2 separate regions of the Homo sapiens genome follow, and region 2 is linked to region 1. Evidence: chromatin loops called from intact Hi-C (ENCODE). Cell type or tissue: IMR-90. All regions are shown on one strand. Each heading gives the region's core, and the rest is flanking DNA. Links, peaks and the distances in the headings are about the cores only.

What was found. Hi-C counts contacts between places; a loop is a spot of excess contacts. Peaks named below come from ENCODE experiments on the same cell type or tissue, not always from the same donor. Only the 100,000 strongest peaks of a DNase experiment are listed, where the experiment ranks them.
Region 2: a loop joins it to region 1, with 2.1 times the contacts of the local background. A loop is called at or near these places in 10 of 110 quality-filtered maps.

Annotation. Positions count from the first base shown.
Region 1 is chr10:44,851,676-44,861,546 of GRCh38, forward strand. All of the region lies in intron 2 of TMEM72-AS1 (TMEM72 antisense RNA 1), which reads right to left. Among named protein-coding and RNA genes, the nearest start is that of TMEM72, 55 kb to the right of the region's middle. RefSeq lists an enhancer at 1,833-2,333. In IMR-90, for the core only: CTCF peaks have their summits at 1,661 (motif pointing left) and 6,261 (motif pointing left); a DNase peak (open chromatin) is centred at 6,166.
Region 2 is chr10:44,729,888-44,739,758 of GRCh38, forward strand. No RefSeq gene overlaps it. Among named protein-coding and RNA genes, the nearest start is that of TMEM72, 180 kb to the right of the region's middle. In IMR-90, for the core only: a CTCF peak has its summit at 4,404; no DNase peak of the experiment used is centred there.

The DNA of each region.
Region 1 (9,871 bases), core at 1,267-9,266:
GCAGATGCCATCTTCTCCCTGTGTCTTCAATGGTTTTCCTGTGTGCATGTCTGTGTCCTTATCTCCTCTTCTTACAAGGCCATGAGTCCTGTTGAATTAAGGCCCACCCTAATGGCCTCATTTTAGCTTAATTAACCTCTTAAAGATCTCATCTCCAAATACAGCCACATTCTGAGGTGTTAGGGATTAAGGCTTCAACATAGGAATTTGGGGGGCACACAATGCCCCCCATACCAATGCTGTCATGATGCCCCCGCACAGTGGGCCAAGGTGGATGGTAGGGGCCTGGAGAAGGGGCCACCCAGGGCAGGGAGAATGCAGCCGGGCCCAGGATGGGCCCAGGATGGCACACATGAAAAGCAGGCACAGGAGGGTGAGGCAGTGCCTCTGAGCAGCCCTGAGCCCCAGGCACACCAGCAGGGCCGGAGTACAGGGAAGGCTAGGAAGCATGTCCTGGGCCCAGCCTCGCATCCCACTCCTGCCGTGACCGCCAGCGTGGGGGAGGCTGACTCCGCCCAGGAGAGCTGCACCTTGTCTCTAGTTGGGCTCCCCAGAAGCAGACTCTGAGATGAGGACCCACACACAACTGAATCACTAAAGATGTGCTTCCCAAAGACAAGTAGGGGCCTGGGTGAGGAGAGGAGGAAGACAGCTGGGTTGTGGCCTTGGACCAAGGGCCCTGTCTCCCACAGGCACAGACAGGGAAGGGGGTGCAAAATCCCCCAGGCACTTCTGCTCCTTGCAGGTAAAGCAGCTCCTATAACCCAGGAATCCTGCAAGGACCAGCCCAGGCCCCAGTGCCAGCACTGCCCTCAAGTGAGAGTGGGAGGGAAACAATAAGGAGAGATCTGAGGGGATCTCAGCCAAGCACCGAGATGATCTGAGACACACTTAAAGAGAGGCTATACCTGCATGGGTGCTTTCAGCAGCATAAAGCGAAAACGCAACCACAATGGCTTACACCACATGGACATTGATTAGTTTACAGAATAAGAAATCCGAGCTATGGTGGCTATGAGGTTGGCTCAAAGATGTCTTGAACAATTCAAGTTCGTTCCACTTCTTTGCATTAATCCTCCCAGCCTATTGACTTCATCCTTAAACTTGTTGCTTCATGATTATAAAACAGTTGCCACAGTCCCAGGCATCACAGGCAGACATGAAGAGATTCAGCCAAAGCAGAAATGGGAGTTCTCACCCACACCCTTTTGAGAACATTCCAGGTAAACATCCCATCAAGCCTCAATAACCAAGTTAATGTACCTGCCCCTTAGTAAAGCAATCACTAGCCACAAAAACTGAATGACCATGATTATTAGGCTGGGGTTAGCCCTTGAGCCTTCAGCCTTGGAGGGGCCCAGCATATATATATATATATATCAGCTAACAAGATGGGGGAGGGAATGGCCTTGGGCAGGATCTACCATAGAGGTAGTACCTTAAGCCAAAGAAAAGCAACTGCTCTGCTGAAATTCTCAACATCTGTGGACCTGGAGGTGAATTTTTTATGGTCTTCAGGCCTTCCTTGTGATCCTGAACCAGCACTATGCATTTCTTTGGCAGCCTCTGCTTCCTTGCCAGGCCCATTCAGCCTAGGCTCACAGACCTTCTCTGTCCCCACCTTCACTCCCTGTGCACACGGTGCCCTCTCCTGCACAGCAGTTGCCAAAGCCTGGCACATCAGCTCATGGTGCCTCTAGTGTCCACACACACTGTAGCAAGCACACATCCAGCCCCATTTTCCCAGCTTTGTACCTCATGTCAGCACCTCACCCAGAGCCAGGGGGTGGGGTTAGGTGGGGACCAGAGGGGCCCAGGGAGCTGGACAGCCTGCCCCAGCCATTCCCACACTCCATGCATGGCCTCTGCCACCTGATCTTTTCAAAGCAGCTTGTAAAGAGTGAAGAGGAGTTGGGGGTTCCCTGGAGATGCCTCCTCTGGCAGCACAAAGGGTTTCTGAAGACTCCAGCTGGAGGACAGCATGGGCTGGCAAGAGGCTGTCTAATGCTTTCCCCAGCCCCTTCCTCAGCTGGGGTTTCTGATTCATAGCATTGGACCTGCTCTCTGACTCCTCTCCTCATGGCTCCAGGAGGGCCCCTGGCATCAGTGTGCCCCTGAGCACTAGACTCTCCCCTCCAAAGGCAGTGAGGGCACCGCCCAGTTCTCCCCAGGAGCTGGCATCAAGTTAAGGTGGCAGCTTCCCACGGCACCCTAAGAAAGTCCACAGTCACCAAGTGTTGAGGGCTGGCCTCATGGGGGTGGTGGGACAGGGTGTCCTGGGGCTGGACTTGGCCAATTTAAGGCTTGCTGCCCACTCTGGGTCTTTGGACGAGCTCTTCCCCAGGGCCAGCGGAAGCCCCGTGAAGGAACACAGTTTTGCTCTGCTGTGCACTGCTGCCTGCTGCTCAGGTCCCTAACATCAGGACTCCCACCTCCTCTGCATGCCCACTGCCTCTCTGTGGTTTGCTGTCAGCTCAGACCAGGGGACAGAGAGCAACCGTCTTTCCATTATGTCAAGCTTTGCACTGGCTCAGTACATCTGGGCAGCCAGCTGGCTGTGCTTCCAGGGCTGCAGCACTTCAGGTAAGCTCTCTGCGCAGCTCAAATGCCCAACTCTCCGTGAAATTTTTGCCTTTTTAATTTAAATCCTTGCTTTGTCACTTAAACTTAATGGCACTGTGATAGCAGGCAGGGGTGGGGAGGGGCAGCCTGGACAGAGCACCGAGGTGGCTCAAGTCATTCATTCCTGAGTTTACTTCTAGGTGTCCTGGGACTCACAGCAACCCACAGAGCTGGGAGAGGCATGAGACCCTGCTAACAGATAAGGAAGTCAAAGTCAGAAAAGAGAGACCACTTGTTTAAGTCTCATACCAAAGTGAAAGACTTCTCCAGTTAAATCATATGACTCCAAAGTTGGATTTTATCAGGCTTGGTGTACCCACCTGGAGAGTAAGAGAATAAAGGTGGTTTCTTTTAAAATGCTTTTGTGCAATCTCTCTCTCTCTCTTTCTCTCTCCATTTCTCTCCTTGAATCTAAATGCTACAGCTGAAAGCACAGAACTCTTCCCCAGTCTACCCCTTCCCTCCCTCCAGTGTGGATCCTGCAGGAAAGCCAAGATCTACAGACAGGAATCTCCTGTGGAGGGAGAGAGCAGGTCCCGGTGGCCCCAGGAGTCCACCTGCTTTGGGAAACTTTCCTGTGTCACTCAGGGCATCCACCCAGAAAAGGCGGGAGAGGGAGCTGGAGCCGGGTCACCAGCAGCCACCTGCCCAGAATGAGGAGGGTGACCAGAAACCAGGAGTTCTGGGCCTGAGGGTACAGAAAATAGGAAGGAGCTGCTCAGCTCCCCACCCATGGGGGCCTGCAGGAGGGGAGAAGAGGGAGAGAGGGCCAGAGCCCCCAGCGCTGCAGCTGCCGCCACAATAGAGGCATTGAAGCTGGTGCGGCAGAAGCGTGCAGGGGCTGGAAGAGGAGTGCAGAGGGGAGGGGCTGCCAGGAGAGCCCCAGATGAGAGGGTCTGACGTCCTCCTGACCTTTAAGTCTGGCCTCAGTGCCAAGAAGGAGGGCAGACTGGACCGCAAACAGCCCCCTGGGCTCATGCCTGCATCTCATTATCTGCCCTGCCCCCAGAGGCATCAAATGCCTGGTTGTTCTCAGATTCCCCACCCTGCTGCCTGTCGCATCCTTTGCTGAAAGATGTGCTGTAGGCGCCATGAAAGAAGGGACAGGGCCTGAGCAGAGGCCCCACTCCATGCTTGCTCCTATACTCTTCCTCACTCCCCGGGTCCCCTGGTAAGCAGATGTCTCTGGAGGCTGGAGACCTGGATCCTATCCTTTCCTCTCCCTGATGGGGTAATGGGGCTTGCTCCAGGGAGAGGAAAGGAGAGGACCCAGGTATCCCTAGGGAGAGGCCTAGAGAGGACCTCATCCAGCACTGGGCTTTGTTGTGAGTCCCCAGTGTGGTTCCCATGCGTTTACACCAGTCTCGGCCCTGGCTCTGCATCTCACTTGCTGTGGGCCCCCAGAAGTTCCTTTGCCCTCAGACCTACAAACTATCTCTTGTACAACAAGGAGGTTGAAACACAGGATCCCAGGACCAGTATGTAATCCATTGAGTTGATTTTGCCATTGGTTGAACAGATACTCTGGCGGGAGCAGGTTACACTTTTAGCTTCTTAAACATCTCTCAAATCTGTTCACTCTTTCCATCTCCACCCTCACTGCCTTATTCCTGTGTGCCACCATCCTTGCCTGGACCAATATTCTCCAGGCCTCCAGATCTGGAAGCCTCCATCCAACTCATCTACTTAATAGTGAAATGCAAACCTGATTGTATTACTCGCCTCCTAAAATCCCTTCAAACACTTCACATTGCTTTTGAGCTAAAGATGCAAATCCTTCACATAGCCCAGAAGGCCTTACATGGCCCAGCCTCACCTCTCAGCCTCCTATTCCCTTCTTTGCTTCCCTGCTCTCCATCAGACAACAAAGGGCAAGGTTGGGAGCCATGTCTTGTTCTGTTCATCAAGCTGTCTCCAGCGTGTGGTGTCATTCCAGGTTCAGCCAGCAGAATTAAGTGGACAAATGAATGATGAACACCAAAGATGGCAATTATCTCTCACAGAGATGAAGAGAACAAGCCCCCTTGCCCAAAGTGCCTTGTCACGTTGATGCCCGATGTTCCACCATCAGAAGTCAAAACTAGATCCCTCCCACGTCCCTTCAAACTCTACAGAGCCTTTGTTGCGAGAGATCCAATGTATATTTATAAGACATGCAACCCATGCTGACACCATGAGGCAGCTTCCTTTCACTGATTGCCTGTAATGTGACAAGCACTTTGCATTTGCGGCAGACCTCCTGGATGGGCCTGTGCTCTCATTCAGATGCACAGAATTAGGCAATCCTCCTGTTCAACCTTCCATGCAATGACCAGTATGGAACCAGGAGCTGCCTGAGGAAAACAGGAACCATGTGTTTTTCTGTCTGGAGATAAACCAGATTCCAAGGGGACACAGGTGCCCTGGGAAAGATGTTAATGAATGAAGTTTCTCAGGCCAAGAGCTAGTCAGCAGCATATGTATGTGCAAGGGGTCAGTGGTGCTACAGCATCTATAGGGTTGGTTCTGCAAGAGGCCTCCTTCCCCAAGCCTGCACCAGCCGTGGGCATTATCAGGAGGCCACACGTTCTTTTGTGGCCCCGTGAAAGAACAGTTCTGCGGCCAAACATTTACAGTCATTGTCATATTTTCCAAGGCAAGGCCATGGGGGCTCAAGTCAGCACCAGCTCTGGGGAGGAAGAGATAAGCTGAGGCTGAAGAACCAAAGTCAGAAGGAGAGGAACCAGCACACGAGGAAGGTGAGGAATGGTATCTTCTGAGAGGTGTGGCCGACCTGGGAGGCATTACGGGACCAGGTGCACCCTTGAGCCACCAGAGGCATGACAGTGGGCCTGACTAGAGCCCCCAGCTGCAGGGGTCAGCTGGGATGTCCCCAGGCCTGGGCACTGAAACACACCAGGGTGAACATTTGCAGGAAAAATAAATCCATGAATGAACTGAGCTACTCTCATCTTGAAGCTACTTGTGTTCTCTTGTGCAGCCATTTTTTCCATTTGAAACCCACCTCCCTCACCTACCCCATCCTACGGCTGTTCTAGAAGAGTGAGCAGGTATACCGACACCTCACACAGGGCTTGCACGCTGCAGGTGATCAGGAAATGCTCATTCCCTCCCTGCCTCTTTTGGGTTCTCAGGCACAGTTTACCCCTGTCAAATTCCCATTAGACTAGATGCTCTGCCCAGCCCTTTCAATGCTGACGTTTCACACATCTTGTAAGAAAGCCCTTGGGTCTGGCCAGGCCCGGGTGTGGACAGGGATGCTCACATTGAGCCTGTGGACACAGAAGAGTCTTTATTCGGGCAGACTCTTGAGCCCTTGTTCTGACTGAGCCTATTGGTGCATTTGAGGGGGGTTGGGGGGAGTGAGGATTTAAAAAAAAAAAAAAAGGTCTTGAGGGATGCTGGGGAAGGAAGAGAAGCCAAGTGTCTGGATGGTGTGACCCCAGACTGCAACGCTAGAATGACTCTCAAAACATTCTCCTTTATCAAGGAAACAAGAATGTGAGTCACTCTCTTCCCGCACCCCAGGGGTTTCTTTGCTGAGCAGGGCTGCAAACTGTTCAGCTAATTAGGCTGCATCCTGACCTTAGCCTCCATCCGCAGCAGGCCTCCCTTGAGGGGAGCCGAGGTGCTGCTGCCACCTAGGGTCAGGAGAGTGCACTGCAGGGGGACCGCAGGGCCAGGAAGGAAAAGTCAGGACCCTGAATAAAAGGGCAAGTGGTCCCAGCATGGTTCCGTTTACAAAGAACTTCCCATCTACCACTGCTGGGCTCTTAAAAGAATCCCATGAATTCAGCAGGGCAAGGTTTTACTATCTTCTCTTTACATATAAAGACGCTAGTGATTGCATGGCTGAGGACGGGGGTCTGGGACATTACGAACTCTGCGGCAGAGGTTATGGGTAGACTGTGGGAATTCTTCATGAGGGTTTTTAAAAGCTATTGCTGGTGTAAGTTGGTCTGTAAACATCCTTAGGAAGAATTGGAGAGCAAATGAGTCATGGGGTCCTGATAACTGCACTGAGCTTCACTAAAGGCCACAGGGTCAAGGGCTTAAGAGACAGAGTGAGGGCCACTGGGTCTCTTAGCCCATCATCAGGGCCCCCATTGTCTGCCGGAAGATGCCAGCAAACCCACCATCCTCGAGGTGCTGGCCAGCCCAGCTAACAGTCAAAAAGGAGGAGGATGGTGATAGATAGAAATGTTATTTTGTGTATTTATTTCATCACAACCTCAGGTACATGACTGCTATGGGCTGAATGTTTGCATCCTCCTGGAGTAGGCATGTTGAAGCCTAACCACGATGTGATGGTATTTGGAGGTGAGGACTCCAGGAGGTGATGAGGTCATGTGCCTGGAGCTCTCATGATGGGATTAGTGCTCCTATAAGAGACCTGAGGGCCAGGTGTGGTGGCTCACGCCTGTAATCCCAGCACTTTGTGGGGCCAAGGCAGGTGGATCAGGAGGTCAGGAGATCAAGACCATCCTGGCTAACATGGTGAAACCACATCTCTACTAAATATACAAAAATTAGCCGGGCGTGGTGGCACAAGCCTGTAGTCCCAGCTAGTCGGGAGGCTGAAGCAGAAGAATCACTTGAACCCAGGAGGCAGAGGTTGCAGTGAACCAAGATCACACCACTGCATTCCAGCCTGGGTGACAGAGCAAGATTCTTGTCTCAAAAAAAAAAAAAAAAAAAAAAAAGAGAGAGAGAGACCTGAGCTAGCTTGCTCCCTACCTCCCTGCTCTCCCTTATGTGAGACCACAGCAAGGTGCCATCCCAAACCTGAAAAGGGCCCCCTACATACCACATCTCCCAGTGCCTTGATCCTGGACTTCCCAGCTCCAGAACTCTGAGAAGTAAATGTCTGCTGTTTAAGCTTCCCAGCCTAGGGTGTATTTGTTACAGCAACTCAAGCTGACTGAGACAGTGACTCACCCTCTAGCCTGTTCTGCAAGAAGGAGAATCAGGAGTTATGTAGCAGGAACACAAGGGAATAAAATCCTCAATATTCAGTTCTTCAACTTCCAAGCTGGGTCTTGAAATTCAAATATTAAACAACAGAGAGAAAAGTCAAAACTTGGAATTTACCAGAGCCAAGTTGTGGTAAAACAATTTGGAATTCTAAAGGTAAAGCCCCAGGGAAGTGGGGACTACTTTTTCTTTCACAGATTAGAAAGAGAAAAGAGGGTTGGGGAGAAGAGATGAGTGTCAGTTGCTAGAACTGGGAGAAGTGGGGAGGCTGGGGCCTGAGGCCACGCAGAGAGAAGGGTCGTCACTGAAGGACTCCCCAGGCCCTTCCATCCCAGCGCCCTGAGCCACTAAATCAATCGCCTTTTGTGAGTGGCCTTGCAGGTCTCCTGTGTGGGAAGCCAAGTGAGCTGAGGCTGTCACAGCCATCAAGTGAGGTCCACGCAGACATCGTTCTCTGTGTGCTGCACAGGGACCAACCCGCAGATGTGACTCCCCCCAGTACCCATCCACACAATGCCATCTACCAAGCACCACTTCCAACTCTCACAGATGCCTTGGGACAGAGGCTGCTGTCTCTAACACCTAGAGGGACTGTTCTTGCAGTGTCTGTGTCGCAGGTACTGGACAACTTAACATGAGTGTGACTTAGTCCCATCACTGTCATCACCATACTTCGTTTTATGGGTGAGCAACAAGACCCTAACCTTCGTGACTTCCACTTGGTATGGAGCTTAGAGGAAAGTGACAGGGATGAAGGTCTCTCCTGTCCAGCCCCACCATCTTCAGGAATTGGGGGCTTTCCCTCTAGCCCGCCTTTGCCCCTCTAAGTGATTGACACACTGCACTTGCCTTCCCATCCAGGGGACCCCGCTGGGCCAGGTGCCATTGTCTGCTGTGACCCTCCCCGTGTGTGTGTGTGTATGTGTGTGTGTGTGTGTGCAGGGTGTGTGTGTGTGTGTGAGCATGTAGCTGTAAATAGTACTTTCCTGATTTAAAAATGCCAGGAAAATCCCAAAACACAGAGATTTAATGTCCGTTTATTCCCTTGGGGCAATGTTGCCTCCACTAAAATGGTAAAGAAAAAAATGAATGATAGAAAGAACTCATTGTGTCAGAGGGGTACTCGCATGTTTGCATTTTTACCCTCTATTCTTTGCCACAGTAGGAACTTGCTTTTTTCTGAGTGTACACACAAACACACACACACACACACACACACACACATACTCAGTGCTGTACTAGGCTCCTGCTGACTGTCCTATCATAGTGTTTCCTACAGAACCATCTCACGTCTCTCTGGGCTGATTGTCTTCTACAATCAATAAATGGTTCAAAGACTCACAAATTCTGTAGATGGGCCTTTGAAGAGGGCTGCACAGTCTCCCAGCTGACCTCAGGATGAGCTTCAGGCCATGTGAATGAGAAAGTGCACAGAGGCCCCTGCAGGGACCCTGGTGCCTGACGCTTCCCCCAGAGCCAGGCTGCCCAGGTCCCAGCCTTGTAGCTCACAAGCTGTGCGACCTTGGGCAGGTGCCTTTCTCTTTCTGAATCTCAGTTTCTTCCTTGGTAACTGGAGATGATATTAAATAGCACCTGCCTCCTAGAGTTGGCGTGGGATTAAACAGTTAGAACCAGAACAGTGTTTACAGCAGCACCTTTGGTATAGCAGGGCAGGAGCTCCAGATCTTGGTCCTGAAGGCTCAGGCCCTGGGGCCTGGAGACTAAAGCAGCATTCAGAGCTTTATGACCACAAGTAGCTACGCTCCCGCCTGAGCCTGTTGTCTGGGCCTTTGGTGTCTCTGTGGTTATGTCCCTCGGTCCTGATTCCTTTTTTAGGTTTCCAAGAGGAAGCTTCTTGTTGAGCCTGTGAACCCTGACCTTGGACCCCTGCTCATCTGGCCCACCCGGACGCCACGCCTGCTCTGTTTGGGGGTTCTCTCCCATCCCCACCCTTGCTTGGCAGCTGCTCCCATCAGACAGGTCCTCCTGTTCATCCCCAGACTGGGAGTGCAAACCCTGCTCAGGGCTCCTGTGGCCACAGGCACCCCCAAGGCAGAGAAGGAAGCCAGGAAGGAGAAGGCTCTGCAAACTCCTGGAAACAGTTAAGAGATGAAGAAAATTACACCACTTGAACTCTACTGGCCAGAGTCCTGGGAAAGGCAAACTCTCCTTGGGCCAAAGTGGAGGGAACCACCCCACCCCTCCACAGGCATCATGAACATGGCCCATTGGAATGCGCTGAGATTCACAATGACTTGATAAGGATCTGGGGGCT
Region 2 (9,871 bases), core at 762-8,761, 120 kb before region 1:
GAAACTGTTCCCTTCCTCTCTTTTTTATTATTATCTCAGAGATTATTTCTTTTTATGTTTATAAGCCCACCAACACAGGTTTTTTTTTTTAAATAATTGTTCTGGGCAGTTATCTTTTTAAACTGATAGGTGAAGAAGAGTTATATACAGAAAAATATTTATATTGTTTTTGGTCACATATATGTAAATAACATTACCAATGTTTTTTATTTCTTCATTTAGATTCAAGTTAATGTTCAGTTTTCTTTCATTTCAACCTGAAGTATTCATTTTAGATTTCTTATAGGGTAGCTCTGATAGTGGCAATTTCAGTTTTTCTTTATCTGGAAATGTTCTAAATTTTCCTTCATTGCTGAAGAAGAATTTAGATGGATGTACATTCTTGCTTGATAGTCATTTCCTTTCAACATTTTGTACACATCACCCTCAAATTTCTAGCCTCCATGTTTTTCATGAGAATCATCTGTTACTTTTATTGATGTTTACTTGTTCATAAGTTGCTTTCTCTTGCTGCTTTTGAAATTTTCTTTTTGTCTTTAACTTTTGTCAGTTTGACTATGATTTGTCTACTGGAGTTCATGAATGTTCAAGATTCTTGAATGTATAGATTAATATTGTTCATTAAATCTGGACATTTTTGGTAACAATTTTTTCAAATATTCTTTCTTCCCCTTTATCTTTCTCATCTTCTAAGGCTCTCGTTGTGTTTTTATTGTTACTCTTGATGATGTCCTGCAGGCTGTGTTCACTTTTCTTCATTCTTTTCTTTTCTTTTCTTTTTTTTGCTATCCAAACTGGATAATCCCTACTGACCTATCTTCAGGTTTATTGATTGTTTTTTTCCTTTTGTTAGCTCAAATCTGTTGTTGAGACTGTCTAGTGAATTTATCATTTCAGTTATAGTAACTTTCAATTCTAGGATTTCTACCACTTTTTAATTATGATTTCTATATCTTTATTGGTATTTGTATTAGGTGAGACTTTATCGTTCTATTTTTGTTTAATTATTTAAATATGATTTTCTTTAATTTTAAAAAATATTTCTAATCACTAATTTGAAGTCTACATCTACTAAAAATATTTTCTGATGGCTACTTTTTCTTTTTTACTGTGTATGTGACACACCTCTTTCTTTGTATGTCTTATAAAAAAATTTTGTTGAAAATTGAGCATTAGTTAATATATGATGACAATTCTGGTGCCACATTCTTCTACTCTGTTCCTCAACATTTGTTGCTGTGGCTGATTTGTTACTGGTTTTTTATTGCTGTGGTTCTTTTTTCTTGTTGAGTATTTATTTTGTGACATTCCTGGCCTAAATCTGCATACCCAGGAGTGCGTAGCCTCTGAATTTGTACCTACTTTTTTTAAAAAAAAACATAAATTCTTGATTTTAGTTTTCAGCCTGGCTTCCTAGAACTCACACCTGGATCAGCACTGTATAATTTAGTGGTCAGCCCAATGATCGCTCCAAAGAGTTTTTTTATAAAATGCTTTGCTTGTATGTCTTTCACCCATTGCCAAAGCTATTTGTGAGAAGGCATGCCTTAAAAGTTCAGGCAATTTACAAGACAGCCTTAGCTTTCACTTTTACTTCAGTGAGGCTTCAAGGTCACCCAGCGGGCATGTTACCTTCTTTCCCTGGTCTTTTCCTGGTCATGCACATAGCCTTACATAAATGCACAGTATTTTATGTCCCCAGGAACATGTTAGAGCTTTTCAGAGTTCCCTAGGGCTGTCTTATTGTCCAGAATTTCCTTTTAAATTCTCATCCTGGCTCTAGTTTACCTCAAATGAGATCACAACTTTAGATAGCTGAGATGTTGACAGCAGTTTGTTCTTATTTAGGTAATGTCCTGGGGGTAGGTCCCCCACCAATTTCCCTGAGCTCAGTTCTGAGTTAAACCATTTAACGCCCCGTTCTGAAAATGCAGACTTCCCAGGAAACTGCAACTTTAGACAAAATCTTGACTGTTTTCTGTGGATAATACATTTAGTAATCCTCCAGATGCTGTCAAATATTTTTTGTTGTCAGCAAAGCTGCCAGATTTTGGTTCCTGTGCCTCTGAGAAGAGTAGCGAGTCCAGATGAGAATAACCCAAGTTAACTGTCACAGGCTTCACTGTCTACCTAGGTTCAGCTGTGACTTCACTGTCTTACCAAGACATAGTAGTCTCTATTGGAAATACAACTTTGAGCCTCATCAATGATTTTGGTTAACTCCCTGAGTCTGAAATGGTTGATTTTAGTTGTGTTGACTTAATTCTTATTATTTTAGAGGGAAGATGAGTTCACCTAGATTCTCACTCCACTGTTCGGGAAGTCAAGACCTCAACCTACTTTTTTAAAGAGAGATATTTTTGATCTACAATATGAATTTGATTTTTAATCACATAGATCGCATAGTTTTCCGAAAAGCTGTGTGATGTGATTTGGGGATTGGGAAATTGGTAAGGCAAGTTCTTGTTAAATATTAAATTATAAAAGACAAGCTGTAGTTTGTCTTTGGACAGGAAAATAGAGGATCTTTCTTTACTTCTTAAGTATTTATTGAGAGCTCAGAATAAGCCTAACAAGGAGAAATTACAAAGATACAATGTCTGGTTTCTTAAGAGCTTGTTATTTTGGTGAGTATAGAAAATCATGGAAGGATGATATGTTAAACATCCAGTTAATTATAACACAAAGAACAACAATCTCAAGGCCATAAGAAAGGTATAAAACATAACTAATTAAAGGACAGTTATAATAAAATAATAATTATTTAAATAAAGATTTCACAAAGTAGAATCCGTGCCATAACAAAGGTAAAGAAAATAATCCTATCAACAAATTTAGATTAAATACAGGAGAGGTATTTTGCCAAAATAATATTTTCAAATTAAGGATAACTTTCTTTTTGATTAGCCACTAAATGTTACCAATATTTGAAATTATATTTAGTTAGGTAGAGTAAGATATCCTGCAGAACAGACTTTTGGAAGAGTCTGGAAAATTATATACACTGGGCAATCGCTGTACATGACTGTTTTACAGCTGCCTCTGCAAGGAAAATTTGTTCTTTCTTCTGGCCACCTCTCATTCTGTCAATGCCTCATAAAATATAGACATGAAACGTAAATATCCCACACCATTATGTGGTGATTCCTCAGAAAATGGAATATGGTGAAATTGTATTTTGGCATTTCTGCCTTGATTCCAAAAGTGGTCCACACTTACAGGCACATCTGCCTTGGCACCATGGACCACATTTCCTTTCTAATCCCTCATCAACAACTAATGACAATTAAAATTTACCATGAAGAAGGCATTTTCCAAAACAGATTGACTTCAAATTAGGCATTAATGTGCATGTAGGTGGTATAAAAATGCAATGATCCAGAAGGCAATTTATATATTTAATGAATTCCAGCATGTATAATGAATTCTATGCATTGGCACACTTTAATGTAAGGTTTTTGAAAAGAAGATATTCAAGAATGTCACATCAAAACTACTGAGCAGCTGTGATGGAATCCTTGAAGACTACTTTAAAGATGATACTAGTACTCCCAGTTCTAACCTCCTGCAGACAATTTAACATACAACTCAAGCGCTATGCATGAAAATCCTTCCCTCTCCTTCTCCAGCCAAACTCATTTGAAAGAATATGGAACTAGCCCAGGATATTTCTTTAGGGGCAAAAGAAAAACATGTGTAACTATTTTTTCATCACCTTAGTCATCTGAGACTCCCACTGAGAATGCTTGTAGGGGGAAAGAGAAAAGAACAATTACTATCTCCAAGGACAAGAAAAGAGCACGTCAAGATGGGTGCCTTCTTTCCAATTCACTCCTGGAGACCTTAGCTTTATGAAAAATGCTGCCAGACATCTATTCCATTAAGGAAATCTAGATGAGGCTGTTTCCATCAATCTCTCCACTGACTTTCTTCTGTAATACATACACATAAACATGCACACACACACACACACACGCACCGACACACTGATTAAACATGACATTTTGTGTATTGGCTATTTTTCCCAAAAACTGTGATGTGGGGATTGGGAAACTAGTATGGCAAGTTCTTGTTAAATATTAAAGTATAAAAGATAAGCTGTGGTTTGTCTTTGGACAGGAAGATAAAGGATCTTTCTTTACTTGTTAAGTATTTGAGAGCCCAGAATGAGTCTGACACAGTGAAATTACAAAGACATAATGTCTGGTTTCCTAAGAGCTTGTTATTTCGGTGGGTATAGAAAATCATGGAAGGATGATCTGTTAAACATCCATTTAATTGTAACACAAAGAACGAATAAGACAGGGAGAGAGTTGTCAGAGTCTTTGTTCTTCTTTTTGCCACAATCTTTCTAAGCTTTGCACCCAGCATCCTCCTGCCAGTAATCTTCCCTGACCACCAGGTGGACACTCCTTGCTTGCAAGGGTGGCTTTACCAGTTAGAGTGAGCTTTTTCACCCTCCTGTTTTGTCTTTGGATAAATAAGGACAAATATTTTGAGTTATCTCTTTGGCCTTAAAATAGGTTCTGTCATTGGCCAGAGAAGCAGGAATTCCCAGTTTATAAATCTCATTGCATATGGGTCAATCAGACAACTTTGTGAACATTGCTCCAGCAATGTCCAGGCAGGCTTTGGGGCTTTAACATGGTGAGAAAGACCTGCCTGAGGTTGGACAACAGGAACCAGAATTGCTCTGGGACTTCCTTTCTGGCCCACGAAAGCCTTGCATATGCAGTCTTCTCTGACTGCTTTGGGTGAAGCTGTAGTCCTTGAGTGTGAGACTCTCCTTACACTCACAGGTTTCTGAGAACCCATCGTAACCATTATGGGATACCACCATAACATATTATATGCCTTGTCTTATATTATTTTTTCATCCACTAGACTATGAGTCCATCAAAAGTAGGGATTTGTCTGTAATTCAGGTTAATACAATAATGAAAGCAATAACAACAGCTTGTATTGAATTCTTACTGTGAATCTGCACTGTGTCAAGTGAACTACACACATTGTTTCTGACATATTGTAATTTCTGAAGATGGTCACAATATATTCCCCCATCTTACATGCACGTTATCAGTGTGCTATCGCCATTAACCCATCAAGGCTGGGATCAATGTCCTTTCTTTTCAATCTGAATTGGCCTTAGTGACAGACTTGCAACCAATTGATTGTGGCAGCATGGATGCTCGTGTCTTCTGAGGCTGGCCCTGAAGATTTATAACTTTGGTCTTGGTCTCCTTAAATATTCCCTGTTGGGGTGCCCCCTCTTAGAATCCAACTCCCATTCAATGGGAAGTCCAAGCCACATGGGGACACCACATGTAGACACTCTAGTGCAGCAGTTCCCAACATTTTGGTACCAGGGACCGGTTTTGTGAACAATTTTTTCATGGATGAGAGGGATGGTTTCAGGATGAAACTGCTCCACCGCAGATCATCAGGCATTAGTTAGATTCTCATAAGGAGTGCACAACCTAGTTCACTTGCATGTGCAGTTCCCTTTGGGTTCCTGCTCCTATGAGAATCTGATGCCGCCACTGATCTGACAGGAGGCAGAGCTCAGGTGGTAACGCTTGTTTACCTGACGCTCACCTCCTGCTGCGCAGCCCGGCTCCTAACAGATTGGTACTGGTTCGTGGCCTGGGGGCTGGGGACCCCAACTGTAGTGGACAGCTGAATCTGAGCCCACCCTCTGAGTAAACCAAGTGTAGGTGCCAGTCCTGTGAGCAAAGATACCTTCAGAATTTTCCAGCCCCAGCCATTTAAGTGTCCCTAGCTGAGGCCCTGTCTGCTGTGCCTTTTCTGAATTCCTGACCCACATCTCTTGGGAGCACTAAAACTGCTGTACATTTTATAACACTAAGCTGGGGTGGGCTTGCTACTCAGCAATAGATAACCAAAACCCTTCCCAGTGCTATGAGGCAGGTACTATTATTATTCCCAACTTATGTGTAAGTATGTCGAGGCTGTTAATGGTTGATAAAAATAATAATGACAAAAGATATTTTTTGATCCCTTCTATGTGTCAGGGACTTTATGTAGATGATCTCATTTAAGGAACATGAAGCTCTGTGAAGTAAGCAATTTTTTAAAATATTGAATTTCTGTGGGTACATAGTAAGTGTATATATTTACAGGGTACATGGGATGTTTTGATACAGGCATGCAGTGTATAATAATCACATGATGGAGAATGAGGTATCCATCCCCTCATACATTTATCCTTCATGTTACAAACAATCCAATTACACTCTTTTACTTATTTTAAATTGTACAATTAAGTTATTATTGACTATATTCACCCTGTTGTGCTATCAGATAGTAGGTCTTATTCATTCTTTCTATTTTTTGTACCTATTAACCATCTCCACCTTCCCCCACCACAGCCCCTCACTACCCTCCCAGCCTCTGGTAACCATCCTTGTAACTCTTTATCTCCATTTGTTCAATTACTTTGATTTTGATTTTTTTGTTTTTGTTTGAGATGGAGTCTCTCTCTGTAGCCCCGGCTGGAGTACAGTGGTGTGATCGCGGCTCACTGCAACTTCCACCTCCCGGGTTCAAGTGATTCTCCTGCGTCAGCCCCCTGAGTAGCTGAAATTACAAGCGCCTCCCACCACCCTGGCTAATTTTTGTATTTTTAATAGAGATGGGGTTTCACCATGTTAGCAAGACTGGTCTTGAACTCCTGACCTCAGGTGATCTGCCCGCCTCGGCCTCCCAAAGTGCTGGGATTATAGGCGTGAGCCACCATGCCTGGCCTATTTTGATTTTTAGATCCCACAAATAAGTGAGAACATGTGATGTTTCTGTGCCTGGCTTATTTCACTTAACATAATGATCTCCAGTTCCATCCAAGTTGTTGCAAATGACAAGCTCTCATTATTTTTATGATTGAATAGTAGTCCACTGTGTATATGCACCATCTTTTCTTTATCCACTTATCTGTTGATGGATACTGAGATTGCTTCCAAATCTTAGCTATTGTGAACAGAGCTTCAACAAACATGGGAGTCCAGATATCTCTTCTGTATACTCATTTCCTTTCTTTTGGATATATTCCCAGTAGTGGGACTGCTGGATCCCTCCAAACTGTTCTCCACAGTGATTGTACTAATTTACATTCCCACCAACAATATACAAGGGTTCCCTTTTCTCCAAATACTCACCAGCATTTGTTATTGCTGTCTTTTTGATAAGCCATTTTAACTGGGGTGAGATGTTATCTCATTGTAGTTTTGATTTGCGTTTCTTTCATGATCAATTATATTGAGCACCTTTTCATAAGCCTGTTTTCCATTTGTATGTCTTCTTCTGGGAAATGTCTATTCAAATATTTTGCCCATTTTTTGATTGGATTATTAGATTTTTTCCTATAGAGTTGTTTGAGCTCCTTATATATTCTGGTTATTAATCCCTTATCAGATGGGTAATTTGCAAATATTTTCTCTCATTCTGTGGGTTGTCTCTTTACTTTGCTGATTGTTTTCTATGCCGTGCAGAAGCTTTTTAACTTGATGTTATCCCATTTGCCCATTTTTGCTTTGGTTGCCTGTGCTCAAGAAATTTTTGCCCAGACCAATGTTCTGGAGATTTTTCTTAATGTTTTCTTGCAGTAGTTCCATAGTTGGAGGTCTTAGGTTTAAGTCCTTAATCTATTTTGATGTGATTTTTGTATATGGCAAGACATAGGGGTCTAGTTTCATTCTTCTGAAGTAAGGAAATTTTAAGTCTCATATTTTACATGTGAGGGAATTGATGCTGAAAGAGATTCTTAACTGACCCAAAAATACACATCTAGCCATGAGAAGGTCAAGATTTGAACCCAAGCATTCCTTTCCAAAGAGTGAGGCATTTAACCATGATACCACAAATATATGCTGTAATTAACTGGATAAATAAAATAGTTGCTGTGTGGTAGAGTTTGAGCAGGAGCACAGGCCTGTCTGACTCTATCACCATATGTGACATGGTGACTGAACTGAAGAGTGATCCCTTAACATATCTGGGCATGAATATCATAAGAAGACAAAGAAAATGGGTGTTTTTATTTGTTTGATTGTTTGTTTGTTTGTTTTTTCCTTATTTTTTGTCATTGCAGATTATATACAAAAAAAATACTTAGCCATATGACCTCATAAAAAAGATAGCATTGTCAGAATATGTCTGATAGCAAATATCTCTGTAGTATTTTAGGGGGCAAAGAGAAATGCTTCCTGTTTATGCATGAATCTTGAAAAAATTAATCAACCTGATACCAAAGGGTAATTTCAAATAATAATTATATCCAACAGGTTAACAGTCTTCTCATTACAAATAACCAAATTTTATGGAGATGAGGAAACAAGTATTATAATTAAGAGCAAGTGTAATCAGTGAAACCGATCAAATTTTGCTTAGACTGACTGACCAAGAGAAAAAGAAAGAAAATGCAAATCACTAAAATCAGAAAAGAAAGTGGTGACACTGCTACTGACTTTACAGAAATAAAAAGGAATTATAAGAGAAGACCAAAACAAATGGACATCAAATTAGGTACCCTAGATAGAAGGCAAATTGCTAGAAACATACAATTACCAAAAGAAACTTGAGAAGAAATAATAATCAAAAATCTCCTAATAAAGAAAAGTCTAGGCTGGGTGCGGTGGCTCACGCCTGTAATCCCAGCACTTTGGGAGGCCGAGGTGGGCGGATCATGAGGTCAGGAGATCAAGACCATCCTGGCTAACACAGTGAAACCCCGTCTCTACTAAAAATACAAAAAATTAGCCAGTCATGGTGGCAGGCGCCTGTAGTCCCAGCTACTCGGGAGGCTGAGGCAGGAGAATGGCATGAACCCGGGACTTGGAGCTTGCATTGAGCCAAGACCGTGCCACTGCACTCCAGCCTGGGCGACAGAGCGAGACTCTGTCTCAAAAAAAAAAAAAAAAAAGAAAAGAAAAAGAAAAGTCTAGAACCAGATGACTTAACGGTGAGTTCTACCAACCACTTAAAGGAGAATTAACACCAGTTTTTCTCAAACTATTCAAAAAAGTTGAAGAGGAGGGAATAACCCTAATTCATTCTGTAAGGCAAAAATTACCCACAAAGCTAAGCAAAGATACCACAAGAAAAGCAAACTATAGACCAAAATACCTTATGAATATAGATGCAGAAATCCTCAACCAAATACTAGCAAACTAAATACAAGAGCATGAAAGGATTATACACCATGACCAAATGGGAATTATCCCAGGAACACAAGGTTGATTAACATTAAAAAATCAATGTACTACAGTACACTAATAGATAAAAACAAACAAGAAAACACGATAGTCTCAACTGACATAGAAAAAGCATTTCACAAAATCCAAAACTTTTTATGATGAGAACATGCATAAAACTAGGAATACAAGGGAACTTCCTTGACAAGATAAAGAGCATTTACGAAAAACCCACAGGTAACAACATACTCAATGGTAAAAGACTGAAAGTTTCCCTGCTAAGACCAAGAATACAACAAGGATGCCTGCTTTCACAGCTGCTTCTCAGCTTTGTACAGAAAGCTCTACCCAGCATGCTTAAGCAAGAAAAAGAAATAAAAAGCATCTATATTGGAAAAGAAGTAACACTTTCTCTACTTGAAGATGGCATGTTTCTATATATAGAAAATCTCAAAGAATCCACAAAAATTTACTAAAGCTAAGAAACAAATTTAGCAAAATTGCAGGTTGCAAGATCAACACACACAAAAATCAGTTGTGTTGATTTCTGTCCACACCAGCAATGGACTATCCAAAAAACAAATTAAGAAAACAATACCATTTGTTATATATCAAAAATAATGAAATTTTTATGAATAAATTTAACAAAAGAGCCCTGAAACTTA